2 separate regions of the Mus musculus genome follow, and region 1 is linked to region 2. The links are chromatin loops, found by intact Hi-C in ENCODE. Cell type or tissue: left cerebral cortex. All regions are shown on one strand.

What was found. Hi-C counts contacts between places; a loop is a spot of excess contacts. Peaks named below come from ENCODE experiments on the same cell type or tissue, not always from the same donor. Only the 100,000 strongest peaks of a DNase experiment are listed, where the experiment ranks them.
Region 1: a loop joins it to region 2, with 4 times the contacts of the local background. A loop is called at or near these places in 15 of 42 quality-filtered maps.

What each region holds. Positions count from the first base shown.
Region 1 is chr7:105,563,110-105,571,109 of GRCm38, forward strand. Apbb1 (amyloid beta (A4) precursor protein-binding, family B, member 1) reads right to left here. Exons shown (of 15, transcript NM_001253885.1): 3 at 4,469-4,644; 4 at 4,319-4,375; 5 at 4,145-4,230; 6 at 3,974-4,037; 7 at 3,439-3,588; 8 at 2,942-3,069; 9 at 2,837-2,842; 10 at 2,424-2,538; 11 at 2,192-2,276; 12 at 1,863-1,946. Among named protein-coding and RNA genes, the nearest start is that of Gm39063, 13 kb to the left of the region's middle. In left cerebral cortex, no CTCF peak of the experiment used is centred here; DNase peaks (open chromatin) are centred at 440, 921, 2,521, 2,885 and 4 more places; H3K4me3 peaks cover 3,627 bases; H3K27ac peaks cover 7,536 bases.
Region 2 is chr7:105,629,489-105,637,488 of GRCm38, forward strand. Trim3 (tripartite motif-containing 3) reads right to left here and starts at 4,083. Exons shown (of 12, transcript NM_001285870.1): 1 at 3,889-4,083. It overlaps Arfip2 (ADP-ribosylation factor interacting protein 2), which reads right to left. Exons shown (of 8, transcript NM_029802.4): 6 at 7,633-7,790; 7 at 7,323-7,497; 8 at 4,713-6,905. The coding sequence ends at 6,750. In left cerebral cortex, no CTCF peak of the experiment used is centred here; DNase peaks (open chromatin) are centred at 3,014, 3,437, 3,814 and 4,165; H3K4me3 peaks cover 2,801 bases; H3K27ac peaks cover 1,999 bases.

The DNA of each region.
Region 1 (8,000 bases), 66 kb before region 2:
GCCACCACTGCCCGGCTTCCTCCTCCATACTTTTGATCAGCTATTTCTACAACCTAGTGATGCCCAAACTTCTATCTCATGCAGATATTTCTGCTCTTAGCTACGGACAAGACCTATGAACCCAGCTACCAACTTGACTCTCCCATCCTTTCTCCAAAGGCACTTTGAATTTGGCATATTTAAAACTGAACCAAAACTAACCTCTCGCCAGTGTCTGCTACATTTAGAGAAAGGCACCACTATCCCGTTGGCACTCAGCTATGCAGTCCAAGTGCTCCTTAATGACTCAAGTCATCCTTAATGCCTTTGCTTCTTGCCCTACTGTCAATCAGTCACCAAAGCCTACTGACTTACACTCCTTTCAGCCTGCTGTTGTCTAAGACACTCTCATTACCGACTACTTTGAAAAGCAAGCTCCTCCTGCATGTCCTACATCTTCTTGCACCCACTCAACATCTTTCTTCATGGTACAGCCAAAGCAAGCTTTACTGTATTCAAATCTGCTCAAGAAGACTCCTGAAGCATACATGTATGGTCAAATGTTCCCTCAAAAGCCCACGTGTGAAAACCACATCACTGTCTTAAGCCTTCTCTTAGTGCTTTCCTGGTGCCACCGTGTCCCCTGCTCTGGAGCCTCACACACCATCTATGCAGCTGAGAGTGACCTTTCCTGGTCACTCTTTCCTGGTCTGGCTGATCTTCATCTAGCTCTAACACATCTACTGCTATTCATATTTCTTAGTTCATATGACACTCTCACAGGAAGGCTATGTTTTCTTTCTTTCCTGTTTTTACAGAGTGGGGTGGGTCAAGGAAACTGGTTTTTTTTTCTGTAGCCCTAGCTGGCCAGGTACTCACTTATAGCTCACCTACTTGCAGCCAACCTGTTTCTGCTTCCCAAGTTCAGGGATCATCAGTGCTGTCACCATGCCAGGCTTCAGAGGAAGCCTTCGCTGGCGTCCTAGACTGAATGAAGAGCTTTTTCGGTATCTTGCTACTTCCTTTCTATAAAGGACTTGATTTATTATGACACTTATTTGATTTGGCCTGATTATTCTACTGTAAGTTCCCATAAATTCCACGAAAGCCAGGCTGTGGCCATTGTTTCCCAGGGCCCAACACAGGACCTGACACAATAGGTTTCAAAGGTAATTGTTAAGTAAATAAATAAAAAAAAGTCAGGTACTGTGAAAGCGTGCTCTCTTGCTTCATCCACTATAAACAGGTATTACTGTAATGGCAACATGTAGGACTATCAAGAAGTGATGAGGTATAACTCATGGTAGAATAGTTGACTTACACATCTGAGGATTTGGAGTTGGTCTCTAGTACTATGTGTGCATGTGTGTGCCAGCAAAAAGTGCATGGGCACATGCATGTGCACGTATATACAACACACACACACACAAATAAAATAATATATTAAAAAGTCTATGCTTTTACAATAGTGAAACCTATGTTAATTATGCTTACAGAGTCCTTCTCGGGATGCTCGTGGCTCACAATGAAGATGGTTGTATTGAACCCAGTGCCAGGCTAATGCCTGGTGTCTCCAGCCACCCAAACACCTGCTTCCCAAACCCAGGAAAGCTCTCCCATGGAATCAGGGATAGGGAAAGAAAGCCTCCCTCTGTGCCTAGCTCAGCACTAGTCTTGTGATAGATGTTCACTGAAACATGCTCACTGGAGCTACAGGCAGGACACTGGACAAGGTTGGCACAGAGGTAGATGGAATGAATTGTGAAAGGCAAGGCGATGCCACAGATGAGACAATCCAGGAGAATAAACCCAAGAAAGCCCAGGGTGGGGGACAGAGCACCGGGACTGAGGGGGCTGGGTCCCTGAGGGAAGGGGACACATACCAACAGGTTTAGCAACTGGCACATTTCCCAGGTAATAGACTTGGAACTTCTGCACCAGCTCATTCTTTGGTGCTGGGAATTCCACTGTGAAGAGAAAAAGAGGTTCAACTGCTCTCCTAGCTTGCAACACCAGTGCATGAACTCTGCATTTTCCCAGCCAAATCCTCACCCCCACTTCTCCCCTGCCTCTTTCTAAGCTTGTCCACTTATGTACTGTAAAGCACCTATCTCCACGTGCCCATGCCTGCCCGAGAGCCTGTGCCTCTTCTCAGGTCACCTCACCTTAACGAGCAAAGCTGAGCTGGGCCTTGTGAGGCTGCGGTACTCACCTTGGAAAGGGACATCCACGAGTTTAGAGTGGTCTAGGGAGAGTCCATTGACCAAGCAGCGAGCATTGCGCCGTTCAGACATGATCTGAGGAAGGAATGGGGGGGGAGTGTGCTCTGTTAGAACTACATTGGCCCTGAAGCCCCCACCTCACTACCCACCGACTCAGCAGCCCTACCCACACCCTTCTAGAGCAAAGGTGACAGCTAGTTAAGGGAGTGGAGGGGGCCGTGCCTTGGAGCAGATCTCATGCAGGCTGGTGGCGATGTTCTTGGCAGGTGCCTCACAGCGAAACACGTGGCACTTGAGCATCTGGGTCAGCTTATCTCGAGCTACGTAGGCAAAGTCCCTGTTGGGGGAGGGTCACCTCAGTGTCTCCTAGAACCATCAAATGCCATGCCTGGCCACCGTCCCACCCACAACCTCCCTGTCCATGACAGCCTACAGGGTTTGGCCCTGGTGTTCTGTAGGTTCTGCCTTAAGGAGCTGGGGCGGACAGAGAGGCAAGCATGCTGAGGTGGGGGACAATGCCCAGCACAGCGGGTGGGGAAGGGACAGGGCACACAGAAAGGGAGCCTTGGTGCTTCACAGCATCCAGTCTAGGTGTAGGAGGAGGAGGCACAGTCAAAGCAGACGGATGTTAATACCTCTCTCTGGGTCCGGCAGCACAAGAGAGCCAAAGAACAGATTAGACAAGAGAGCTAACTGCTAGATGGATGAGCCTCCCCCACCCTAGAGACTCCCATGCCCACCTTCCACTGTCCCGCCCAACGCCCCACACACGAATGCTGACGATGGGCTGTGCATGCAGCAGCGTCTGGTTCTGTGGCTCCACCAACTTTAGAGTCTCGTCCTCCAGCTGGAGCAGCAGATCCTTTCCCTGCAAACCCAGGAGGTGGGACTCAGTGGTGCCCTAGTGGGAGGGTGGCAGATCTCTGCCTTCTCCAGCTCAGGGGACACTGGCCACCACTGGGGAGAAGCAGGGCTGACTTGGCTGTCAGATCATCCACCTTTGGGCCTTAGTCTAATAAAGGTTCTTCCATGACTCTTATCATCCCCATCACTGTTAAGCAACCATTTCTCGGGATGCCAGGCTGGGGTTACACATCCATCCCTCAGAGATGCTCCTTAAACCAATATCCACTCCCATGTCTCCACCAGCCCTCCCTGAGACTGGTCAAATCCTCCATATCTCACAATTCCCTGCACACTCCCAGGGTACCACCACCACACCAGTTCAGGCCCTCACCTCTCCCCAGCCCCCAGCCATCGGATCATGTAGATTGTTTTTGTGGTAGGAGAGCTGGCGGATACAATTGTTGACTGCCACACTGCTGCGTCCTGGGGCCAGCTCCTCCTCGGTCATCTCTACCCAGCCTAGGGAGCGCACAGCGAAACACTGCCAGACACAGAAAACAATCGGGGTAGAGATCTGAGATGGAACTGGAGGTACCTTGGGGCACAGGACAGAGGAGCTCCTGACCTGGCACATAGAAAGTGTGAGACAGTCTGAACTTAGATGTAAGGTCCCCAAACAAGACATGGTCAGTAGAGATGCCTGTGGATCTAAGCCTTGAGAGTCCTCAGAGGCCCTTGGGCCAACTGAGTTAAGTACAGAAGCTGTCAGAAGACAGTTCAGCTCATACACACATCCTTGCCTGAAACTGGGAAGAACTCCTTGTTTGGGAGCTTTGCTGAGCCCACAGACATCCTCAAAGCACAGCATAAGGCCTGTCCTCCACACAAGGGACTGCTTACAGAATGGGTGCTGGTCTTGAACAAACCTTGATCCCTGGGTTGGCATTCCGTTGGGACAGCTTCTCTTCCTCCTGGGGAACTGGTTCTGGGCTGGAGGCAGATGGGAACACTTGACACAGCACCTCTATTTTTAGAGTTCTCCCAATACCCGTTCTACATAGACCCAGTCTAACCGTAGTCTGCTGCATCTGACTCACCTGAGGCTCTGAGCTGGGAAGGACAATGTCGCCTCCTCGGGGTCCTTCAGTCCCAACTCCATTGGGGCCTCCTCACTGGGTTCATCCTTTGAAAAGGGATTGAAGAATCAGGCCAAAATGAAGCCCCTTCTCCCACCCCCGCACCCCCAGAGTGAAGCTGGTTCCTTCATTTACCTTCCAAAACTCTCCTTCCTCAAAGCCTTCTTGGTGAGCAAAGCCAGTCCAGGTGAGCTGAAGGAGGAACAGATGTAGGGTGGGAGTTTCGCCCTGTTCTAGAAGACAGACCCTTCCACCCCTGGCATGGAACAAGCCATTGAGTCTCACCTGGGACTCTTCTTGGGGGCTGCTCCCCTGTGAGGGGGAGGCCCGGCCTGGGGGTTCCCACTGGGTGGTCCCTGTTGGGATGTGCCAGTAGTAGGTCCCTGAGGTGTCCTGTACCCTCATCCATCCAGCCGGTAGATCGGAATCCGTCTCGAAAGCGTTGGGGTTCCAGAAGGAATCTGCCAGGTAGGAGGTTCAGTGAGGGTCAGCCCACCCAACAAGCAATCAGATGGCCCATCCCCGTCCCAAGACCCCATGAATGAGAAGGAGTTGGGGAAGCGACATTATAGTTCCTGCTTGCTTCTAGAGCTGGCACTTGAGTCACCATATTGGGAGCCACCAGTGGGGAGCATGGCTCAGGTCTCCTCCTGGGCCCTGCTGCTGCCTACTGTGGCCACATGGAGAGAAAAAGAAAGCAGAGAGGAAGGAGGAGGAGAGGAGATAGAATGACCCAGGTCACCTCATGTATCATGCATAGCCTATGTCTAGCTATAAAAGATACACACACTGCCAGCTCCTCCACACATCCACGTGCACACGACCCACAATATATGTAAGCCCCACCATACACCTGTGCAGCCATAAACTGCACAGCGCACAGAAAATTCTGGAAGGCATCACATACAGATATGCTTGTGAGTTCAGGCACAAGTTGACATAGCAACACCAGTTACACACTTGTGTAGAGCTATGTGTGTGTGTATATATATATATATATATATATATGCCAGTCCTACCAACAGGTGTGTACATACAACATTACCAAAACCTCCCAACATATATGTGAGTACCACATGCACATGCAGGTGGGGAAACACTCAGATACAATATATTATCAACCTATGCTACCGGTGTGCAGATACTAGACACACACACACACACACACACACACACACACACAGAGTCCGTATCTGTGATATATACCCCTCCTCTCCTAGATCTACAGCGCTCCATCCATTCCTGTCCCCGGACTATATGCCAGCCACTTCTGCTCTCTTTGCTAGCCCCACCCCATATCACACCCGGCCCCATGGTGCCCCTCACCTGGACTGTTGTCCTGCAGGATGATAGCCAGGAAGAAGTCCTGGGAGAACATGGCGCTTACTCCCTGCCCCTCCTGCCTCCACCCTCCCTCCTCACATCCCCTCTAGCCTAGCCAGCTGGGCTCACAGCCTGCTGCTGGGCTGCAGAGAAAAGCTCATCCCGCCCCCTTCTCACCAGGGCAGAGCGTCTGCCAGGCAAGATCCTCCTCCGCCTGGAGTTCTCGAGGGAGGGGCCAAGACCACCATACTAAGGAACCTCCTTGGGGGATGGAGATGGGTGAGGAAGAGGAGCTCATGAGACCCCAGCTCTTCTGCTCTTCTTTCCTTAGCCAGGTTTCCCTCCCCAGTCCCGACTCTCCACCCCACCCTCCAGTGGTGACATCAAAGCCACAGTTAAGCCAGTCTTACAAACACCAGGAGGCTCAGCCTCTTGGGAATAGCTCAGCCACCTGGGGCCCTGCAGAATCTATAGGACTCAACATAAACAGGGTGTGGCTTCCAAACCCTCGGGGATCCTTCTCCTAGCTAGACTATCCAGCACTTGCAACTAAAGGGTGGCCTTTGAGGGCCTAAGCCCTAGCAAGCTGGAGGATTTGAGGCTTCCCAGCACCACCCCCCTCACCTGCCAGGGCCCAGCTAGGCTGCAGTGTCTCCTCGGCAACCGCAGCACCGGGATGGCTGGGAGTGCCCAGACTGCTGACGTGCTTCCCGTTACCAAGGAAACCAGGAATCCTGACTGGTCCAAGAGGCAGCACTGAGGGACAGGCAGTCTCAAGATCCAGGCTGCTGGGTACTAAAGGCACAGAGGGGCTGGGAGTAGGTCTGCCTATGCCAAGGTGTTTCCCCACCTAGCATGAGTTATTCGACAAGGAGCTTCTCCATCCTCAGCCTGCAAATGAGGTAAGCCCACAGGCACCCAATGAAAAGGAGCTCTTTTTGCCCATCTACCTGCTAGGCAGCCATCACTGTGTCTCCACCCTCTACTATCTGACTCTACTGAGGCTCAGCAATCATGTGTTTTCCCCCAGATCCCCTCAGGACTTTGCCGCTAAAACCTTCCAGGAACACTAACCCCAAGGGCCCTTGCCCTCCATAGCCTGCCTCATGGTCGGTCAGGCATTTCTGGAATCTGGGGGCCAGTTCACTGTTTCCCCTGACTGAGTCAAGCACACACACACACACACACACACACACACACACACACACACACTGATCCATCTGCCATTTCTGTCAGCCTGTGCTTTCCTGCTTCAAAAAGCTTCGTCCTTCCGATCTGTCCTGGAGGGGGCAGCTCCTCACCCCCCTGACCATCTGGGAGGCCCTTCTGGAGCTTGGCACATCTCTCTCCAAGCACAGCCCACCCGGGGCCTCTGCTTCCATACACACGCACTAATAACACAACCGTACACTCTCCTGCAGGCACTCACGTGAATCCAAATATCCCCATGGCCCTTTCTTCATTCATCCATGAATGCCTTAGTGGCTTAGGCAGGCAAACTACTTTGCTGATGCTCTCTCTCTCTCCTCCCCTCCCCCCTGCACCACATCATTACTACAGACCAGGCGACCAGCATGCTTTAATCTGGATTACGGCAGAAGCCTCTCAACTGATTTCCTTCTGTCTCCACTACAGGCTGCACACTGTAGCCTGAATGATTCTTAGGAGACGCCAAACTAATCAGGTTACTCTCCAGCTTAATGCTCTTAACTGCTTTCTCATTACCTTCAGGACAAAATCCAGACCCCTCCACAGGTTTTATGTGCTGCTAAGAGCCCCTAGCTTTCTGCCTCTCAGCCTTGCCTCTGACAATTCCCCAGATTGGGTTCACTCCACCTTCAGACAAGCACAAAGGGAACTCTCATGACCGACCCTCTCCTCCAGACTCTCTCAGGCAGGGTACCCTCCTAATGATCCTCTACCAACCCACTTATCATCACTGATTGTGAGTCTATTTCTGTTTCCCCACTGTGAGTACCGAAAGGGTAAGAACATCTTTGGCCTTTCTTACACATTCTCAGCGTCCAGGACAAGGCCTTGCTCAGAGTGTAACTCCAACATAGGTAATGACGTTCATTCATTCATCATTCATTCACAAAAATCACTTAATTCACACAGTTCATTCAGTCAACAACTGCTTCGTGGAGATCCTAAAATGGGGAGAAAACCAACTTCGGTTCCATCCTACCCCATTTCTACTGAGCAGAAACCCACCACCTGCAGTTCTCATGGCAGAAGCAACACAGACAAGAACATTCCTCCCCTTGGGACTGGCCTAACGCCTGCATCCAACAACTCCTAGAATCCACCAGGACTACTTTGCTGAGTCTCCTCTCACCCCTCCCATGGCCTCCCTGAGATCACTGGCCATACCCAGCACACCCTTAGTTCTTCTGTTCTGCTACCCTCCCACCTCAAAGGACCAGAACATAGCTATCAGCGATGACTTCAGGAGCCACTAAGCAACCAAGCCCCTGTTTGGCCAGTGAGCCCC
Region 2 (8,000 bases):
AGGACTTTACCCCCTTCCCTGTTAGGGGATTAAGGCTTTATCCAAAGTGCAAAGGAAAAGTTTGGTGGTAGTTGGTGGGTGGGGGTTAAGCCCAGAATGACAAAAATAGATTTTTGATTGTGTGTGGAAATACACAGGTCAAGAGTGGAAGTTTAAGAAACCAGCCTGAGGAGAGTGATTGGTTGCTAGGGTAGACCAAAATAATTTTCATAGGCAGAACCTGGTAACTGGTTGGTTTCATATGAAGAGACAGGGTAGGAGAAGGGATTAGAAAGAGTTACTAGTTTCTAGCTTAGAAACTGGAAGAGTTTAGATAACAAGTCCATTGTGGACCGCAATGACTCCACGGTGCCCACAGCACACAGCAGAAGTGAAACAGCCCAGCTGTTGGTTAGAAAGGCAACCCCCAAGTATTGGAAAGAGAAGACATGGATCTAGATGCCTTCGGTAGAGAAATATTTCTGAAGCCACAGTGAAGTGGATGACACCAGGGTAGAGCCTGCAACTCAGCCCCAGGGAGCAGCAACATTTAAGATAAAGGCACAGAACGCCAAGTCTGCAGAGAAGGTTGAGAAGGTATCAGAGACAGGAATGGCAGGAATGGCAGAGAGGAAGCAAAGATATCTAGAGGCCAAGGGAGAAGAGAGCTTTACTATCAAGGCAGTGATTGTCACTGTGAAATAGAAGAGAATCTGCGATTTAAAGACCACAGAGAAACCGCTCTAGCCTCAAGAAGTGTAGTTTCTGGGATCTGGAGAAGTCGGACTCAGAGTTAAGTGGATTTTGAACAGATTAAGACAGCTAGTGCTGAATGAATGAGATGCTGGACATGGGGGCGGGGGGGGGGGGGAGAGATGCTGGACATGGGGGCGGGGGGGGGGAGATGCTGGACATGGGGGGGATGAGGAGGGGAGGGATCTGCTTCAAAGCTCTTCAGTTTTTCCAGATTCTCAAGCATCCAAGCCCCCCACCCCCCATGTTCTCCTCCAGTCACACATTTTCACTGTGCAAGATTTACACAGCTGTGATCTGGAGGTGGCCACAGGTATTTTGTTGAGGTGTGTATGGGTGTAGGGAGTCAGCAAGGCTCACCTACTAAAAAGATACACTCCTACTCACCAGCCTCCAGGTATATTTGATCATTTGAGGCTCAGAAAAATAACAAATGTCTGTAGGTTGTAGCCTTTGGGCTTTCTCCAAAGGAGAAGAAACAATGGATGGGGGAAAGCCCTAGGTCCTGAGCAACCCTTCCCTTCCCAGAGGAGGGAAGTGATGAAATTCATATTACTAATCCTCCCCACTAATGCCTGACAGAGTAGGTACAAGAAATGTCCCTGGACACACTCTACAGCAAGCCCTTCATCTAGGAACCAGACACACAAAGTTGGATCAAGTGGCTCCCTACTTTGTTACCTGTGGGACACTGACACGCACATACATAATGACAAGGTGATAAGGACCATGAGACTGACATGTTCAAAATGCTATAGCAGGATGATTCTAACTTGGTGGAGAATGAAAACAAGGAAGAGATGTTTGAACTGGATCCTGAGTTTGATAGGTACCTTGGGAAAACTTCATGAAAGAACAGAAATATGAAACATTTGCAAACAGACTGAGTTCCATGGTTTCACGATCTAAGTCCCTCACTCGTGCCCCCGCCCCCACACTGCCCATTTCTTACATGTTTAGTTCATAGGGTTTTGTTTCAGGGTCTCTTCTCTGTTTACATACTCTGCCTGGGTAATCTCATTATTTGCCACAGTCTTAATTCTTACTCCATTCTAACAAGCTCCAAAGCCTTATGCTGAAAGGCTCCTTTGAACTCAAGACATATACATCTAATTGCCCTTCAAGACATCTTAGCCTGGATGATGAACAGGAATAGTTCCAAACTAAACTCCCTTCCTCCTGACCTTCTCCTCCTGCTCTGCCTCTCCTCTCTATAAAAGATGCAGCCATCCCCGGGCCTCATCAGCCAGAACCCAAGTCATCTCAACTTGGACTTTTCTCTCACCTCCGCATACAAGGTTGATGTAACCTTGATGCAAACAATTTGCTCAAGTTTAAAAAGTCAAGAGATGTATCCATTAGGGCTGGGGTCTCCATGACTCTACACTTGTGCATGCATTCACACACACACATATTGACAATAATAATCAAAGAAAACGAGGCCATCAACTTAAAGGTGAGCATGGGAAGGGTTAGTAGGAGCATAACTGGGAGAGGCTGGAGGGAGGGAAGGGGGGAGGCAAAGTGATGTAATTCCATTTTAATTCAAAACGTATTTCTTTAAGCCATGAAATTTAGGATCTAGTCCTGTCACTAACTCTACCACACAAGATAATATCTAAGCAACTTTTTACCCCATACCCATATTTGTAAAATGGGAGGAAGAGGATGGTCTTGTTTTCAAAAATCAAGGCTCCTTCAGACTGCAATGTGCCATGACTAGATCCTAATACAAACTACTTTGATGATTTGACTGCTAACTTCCATCACATGGTTAGGCATGTTAGAGAGTGCTCACAGGCGACCCCTCCTCTTGCTTTCCAAAATAAATGTTTTCTGAGATTGTCACCTTGGCATTCACTCTCAGGACTCTCCTCTATAGCAATCACATATCTTCTGAACAAAGGCGATACTATCCCACCTATGGTTCTTTTTTTTCTCAAGTTCCATGAGCAGAAATGCCACTGTCCCCTAAGCAGTTGAGCTGGTAACTACCATATAGAAAGTACTCAATAGATGCTGGTGACAGAAGAGTTATGTTTAAACTCTGCAGGTTCCTCTCAGCAAAGAGAAGCAAAATCAAAAGCAGAGACAAGACAAAGGAACAAAATTCCAAGGAGAGAGACCTCTATAACACAAGGTAGCTTCCCACAGTCTAAGCAGTTAAGAGGTAATATCACTGGAGGCATCCAAGCCGAGAGAGGCAGGGCACCTGTCAGGCCTGCCGCTCACATTCCCATTCTGCAGCAAACCAGACCCCTGCCTAGGAGATAGGCACTGATACGCTGCACAGTATGTCTGGAGACCTGGATAATCACTGCATCCACCCTGGAATCTCAGATCTTCCCTCTGGAGCAAGTCCTGGGTTTTAGCGGTCCGCATAGGACTCCCACACCAGGAACATGCACAGGGCCTGCCTTTTTTTTTTTTTTTTTTTTTTTTTTTGAAGTCAGAATGACCTCCCTGGGGTGCAGCCTGCCCTTCCAACCTGCAACCATCTGTCCCTGCAGATTTGTGGCCCAGGTTCTGAAACCAAGTGCAGGGGGAAGGAGGTGGAAACCAGGGAGGGGACAGGAGTCCTCCAGTCAGGGCCCAGGCTAAGGGAGAACTAGAGGGGTCCTTTCCTACAAGACACAGCCTCTGCAGGAAGCTTCCTGTCCAGCAAGCAGTGCCCGCAGTGGAGGAAGGATGTCCTCCATCCTGGCTGGTGGGCTTCTTGGTGCCTAAGGAGGACGGAGAAGGGAGCAGGGGTGGAGGAGTCTGCACTCAGGAGAAAGGAACCCTTTGGACGAGCGGGGCCACAAGATTCCAGAGTGCCAATCAGCAACCCCACCCACCCACCCCCAACACCATCGGCCGCAGCTTTCGGTACCCTCCGCCAACACAGAGACTCCCAAAACCCGCGCTCCTAAAATGAACCATCACCCATCCACCCGCGCCTCCCCCCACCACACAGCCCGCAAACACGGACCTCACGTGAGCAGCCACAGCCCAAAGAATCCCCCGCTGCTCTCACAGACACGGACACGCCTCACGTGGACAGAGACAGGAACAGCTTTTGAAAAGCATCCGCGCCCCCACCCAAAGACGCTCGGACCCACACACCGCCGCTAGCACCAGGACCCGCACCCCGATACACAGGTGGACCAGACGCACCCTTGGGGCCCGCGCGGCGCACTCACGGCGTGGGAGCAGGATGGGAGGGCAAGGCCCGGACTGCAGCCACTCGGAGCGGCCCGCAGCGCTGCCCCCGCTGCCAGCGCCCGTCCGCCCGGCCCTGCCCGCGGCGCCGCCCCACGTCCCGCGCCTCCGTCTGTCCCCGCGCCGGCGCCGCTGCCGCTGGACCCGTCGCACAGGCCGGAGGGAGGGGCCGGGGCGGGGCTGCGGACCGGTCGGGGGAGGGGGCGACTCCGGAGCCGAAGGCCCGCCCCAACCACGCCCCCACCTCTCAGACCACGCCCGCCAGCCCCTCCGCCCTTGCGGCTCTTGGCTCTCCCTCTGCGGTGCGGTTTGGAGCTGGCAAGCGGATCCCGGATCCTAGATCCTAGATCCGGGATCCTCGCCTGCTGCCTCTGGCTCACGAGGCCTAAGGGCGAGGGTGAGTAGCTGAGGTCTGATAGTGGCACTTGATGCCTTCAAGTAAAAGCAGCTAGAACCAGCTTTAGTACTCCGAGAGTCCGTTCCTGCTGCTTCTGGTCGCTCCTTCCTGGGCTTTCCCGGAGGCTCCTGTGAAATCTGCTAGTTTGGTTTCCACTGAGCAAGAGGGAGGGGGACCACCTGTACCTCAACCCAGAACTCTAGGAGAAGGGGTTTGCAGGCCAAGTGGGAGACTTCTTTTCGGTTTTAGGTTCCTCAGGTGCCGCCTGAGGAAATTTGGTTTAGACCATCCAGCGCGACTCCTTCCTTACACCAAAGACCCAGAGCAATTCTCAGAATCATTGCATTATGGAAAAACAGCCTAGGTACAATACAATAAAAACTGTACATTAACAGGGACTGAGTGTTTATTACGTGCCAGACAGAGCTAATCACTTTACATACATTATCTCATTTAATACGCATAACCGTAATCGGTAGCTGCTTTTATTAGCAGCTTTACAACGGAAGGAGCGGAGCGAGCTTATGTTCCCCAGGCATTAATCCTAATCAGCTAGAAAATGGTGGAGCCATGTTTGGGCTCTGCTTTCAGGTTCTGTCTCCAACCATTTGAAGATTCAATGCCCTTACAACAAAAATCCTCAGTGGCCCATAAAGTAGGGGGCTAATAAGAGAACCAGCACCTCTAATAATCAAGGCAGACAGCTGACTACATAAAGGCTAATTAAAGCCCCAGAAGCCTGGCTGGGGATTGCAGTTATCACTGACAAAGAGTCAAGTCAGAGTGGTGTGCACCCTGTGCTGTGGGAACCTGCTGACTGGGTTGGTCCCCTTTCTCCACCCTCTAGAGGGGACAGAATGCTGAAGAAGTCTGCAGTTGTCTTTGGACCTGTAGTTGACCGCACTCAAGCCCTGTCTAAAGTGCTGCTGGGAGTTTTCTTGTGATTTCTTATACAATTAAGGTTTGACTTCAACAAGAGCAGTGCAGGTTGCAGCAGGTGCGGTGAGAATGCCTTTATCTCTGCGGTAGCTACTCACTGGATGTGAAGGAGCTCAGGCAGGGTTCATGCTTAGAGTGACAAGCAAGGGTCACTAGGCTACCCAATAGTCCAGGAAGTATGTTCTCTACACTTCGCTTCTCCCGTGCTGCCAGACCTCTAAGAGGTTTCTTAGTTCCATTTCTCCAAAGATCAAGTCTGCCTCTTGTCTCTCACCCACTTAATTTTTCATTCTGGACTGAATTCTTATTCAGACTTTATGAGCATTGGCCTTTCTTCCTCAGCTGTTCGCTACTTACTTTTCAGATCTCAGCTTTTAAACTGGCATCGCCATCCCTACCTCAGTCTAAGCTAGATGCCCCTTATCTGGTGCTCCCACTGCATCTTGTATCCTAGCATTTCTCATTGTATTGTAGTTGCCTGGTTACTTGTCTCTATCCCCCACTAGGCCTTAAGCACTGTGAGCAGGGACTGCGTTTTATTCACTGATGTTTCCCCAGGGCCTAACGCAGTGCCTGGCAAATAAAAGCACTCAGTAAACATCGGCTGTATGATTGAATGCATGATGGTTAGCCGGCCCAACCCCCTCTGGACCCTATGCTCTTCAGACACATAGATTGCCTTGGTGCTAACGGGAAGAGAAAAATAAAGCGTTGGCTCTGAAAGTGAGGGGCATCAGGCCTTCGGCAGCTTCTCAAACTTAGCTGCAGCTCTTCTGAATTCATAGGAACTGAATGCAAGATTACTGGGCATTTCTTACCAATCCACCCTCCTCTAGTCCCCCACAAATTGACCTCACTGGGCCTGCTTTTATGAAAGGTTTATTCCTAGTGCTAGAACCCAGTCTTCTGGGGTTCTAAGCACAGTTCAACTGGGTGGGTGGATGAGGGGAGGGCCCATTCAGATGCAGGGCCACAAATGCAGCTCCCCATTATCCCCACCCCTTTGGTCCCAGTCCCCTTCTCTGCAATGGACACACATTGAGGAGGGAACAAAGGGTACTGGAGGCAACACTATTGGCCCAGAGGAGCCCAAGAAGAGCTGCCATTGGCTGACAGAACCTTTTGAGGTCCTGTCTTTGGTCAGGGGCACATCCCAAGAGCTGGGGATAGGCCTGAGGAGTGATGCCATTGGCCAGGGAGTGTTTTGTCATAGCCTTTGGCTGTGGAGTGAAAGGAAAAGATCTGGGAATGAAGCCCAGTGGCCAGGAAGATAAAGGGCAGGACAGCAGCTTCTGGGCCTACGGGCCTACGGGCCTCTTCAGACCACAGCAGTGGGCAAAACTGGTGTCAGACCCCAGTCAGAAAAAACGAGCCCAAGCCAGCAAGTAAGTGGCAAAGGACATCCCATGTCCAATCTCCTCCACCCTGGGGCTGCCCCGCCCAGTGTCCTTCTTGATAGCCAAGTTGGGCTGGGAGCTGCTCACTGCTCCTCTAACCAGGAAGGCTTCTCGGCTCCTGGAGGCCGCAGCTTGATGTTGAACTGCTGAAGAGTCTGCTCCAGCTGTTTCTGGTTCCCAGCGAAGTAGGCAGACACGGCATTGTGGAAGAGCAGCAGCTGCTTGTGCATCACCTTGATCTGGGGGCCCAGCAGGGTCAGCTAAGGCTAGACTCAGGCACCCTCAGGGAGGGGCTACAAGCCTAAGCCCAGACACAGTCCAGAGCAAATAGACTCTGCTGACAGTGTTTTGGGGTAGGGAGTTTTCAAGAAGTCAAAAGAGAAGGGGCAATATGAAGAAAGAAACCTGACTTAATCTGCTGGGTTTAGGGTTCTGGAACCCCAGCCAAGGGGCAATGTTTTTTTCAGTTATGCTACTGGGACTAGAAGCCAGTGATGAGGAGGGTGAACTGAAAGTGCTCAGGTTTCAAGGGGCTAGGGGAACAACCCACTCCCTAGCCAGGGGCAGCTCCGCACCCAACAATCAGAAGGGTCTGAAGGGATAGGTACTGTGTCTTAGGACTTAGGTGACTTAGGACCAAGGGAGTAGGGCAGCACCTTGTTTTCTTCCAGGAACTTCAGCTTGATGGCCACATCTCCCCGCAGCTTCTCATATTTGTCCCGATGGGTCTGGAAAGTGGCCTGGGCACTCTCAAGTCGACCACGAGTCCCTGCATCCCGGGGCCCTAGGCTCAGCTCTTCTAAGTCTGTCCGGTAGGCATCATATTCCAGCCTGGGAAGGGGGTGATAAAGGCTGGTCTCCACCTCTTCATCCACACTCATATTTCCTTTCCTTTCTGAATCTGTATGCCCCTAATGTTTGCATTTTCACCCATGCCAGCCAACTTCCCAAACCGTGGGCCCACACCTGGCAGCCTCATACTGTTTGACAGTCATGAGTGTGTCTTCCATGGTCTTGGTGACCAGTGTGTTGATGCTAGAGACAAAGAAGTTCACAGCCCCTAGCAGCGTCTCCCCATTCTTGCACAGCAGCTTTTGTGTCTCTGCATTATAGCCAAATTCCTCCTAAGGGCAGAAGGGAGGCACAGGCATTGAGTAACACTCCTTACCTGACTGCAGCTGTAGAGCCCTTCATATCCCTCCATCCCAAAGAAGAAACAGCCATCAAAACTACAACAACCAGACTGCCTCTAGCAAGGCTCTCTTAGCCACAAAGTTAGTAGGGTCCCTTGGCGATGCCTGAGGTAAGAGTGTGGGGAGTACGAGTTCTTAGGT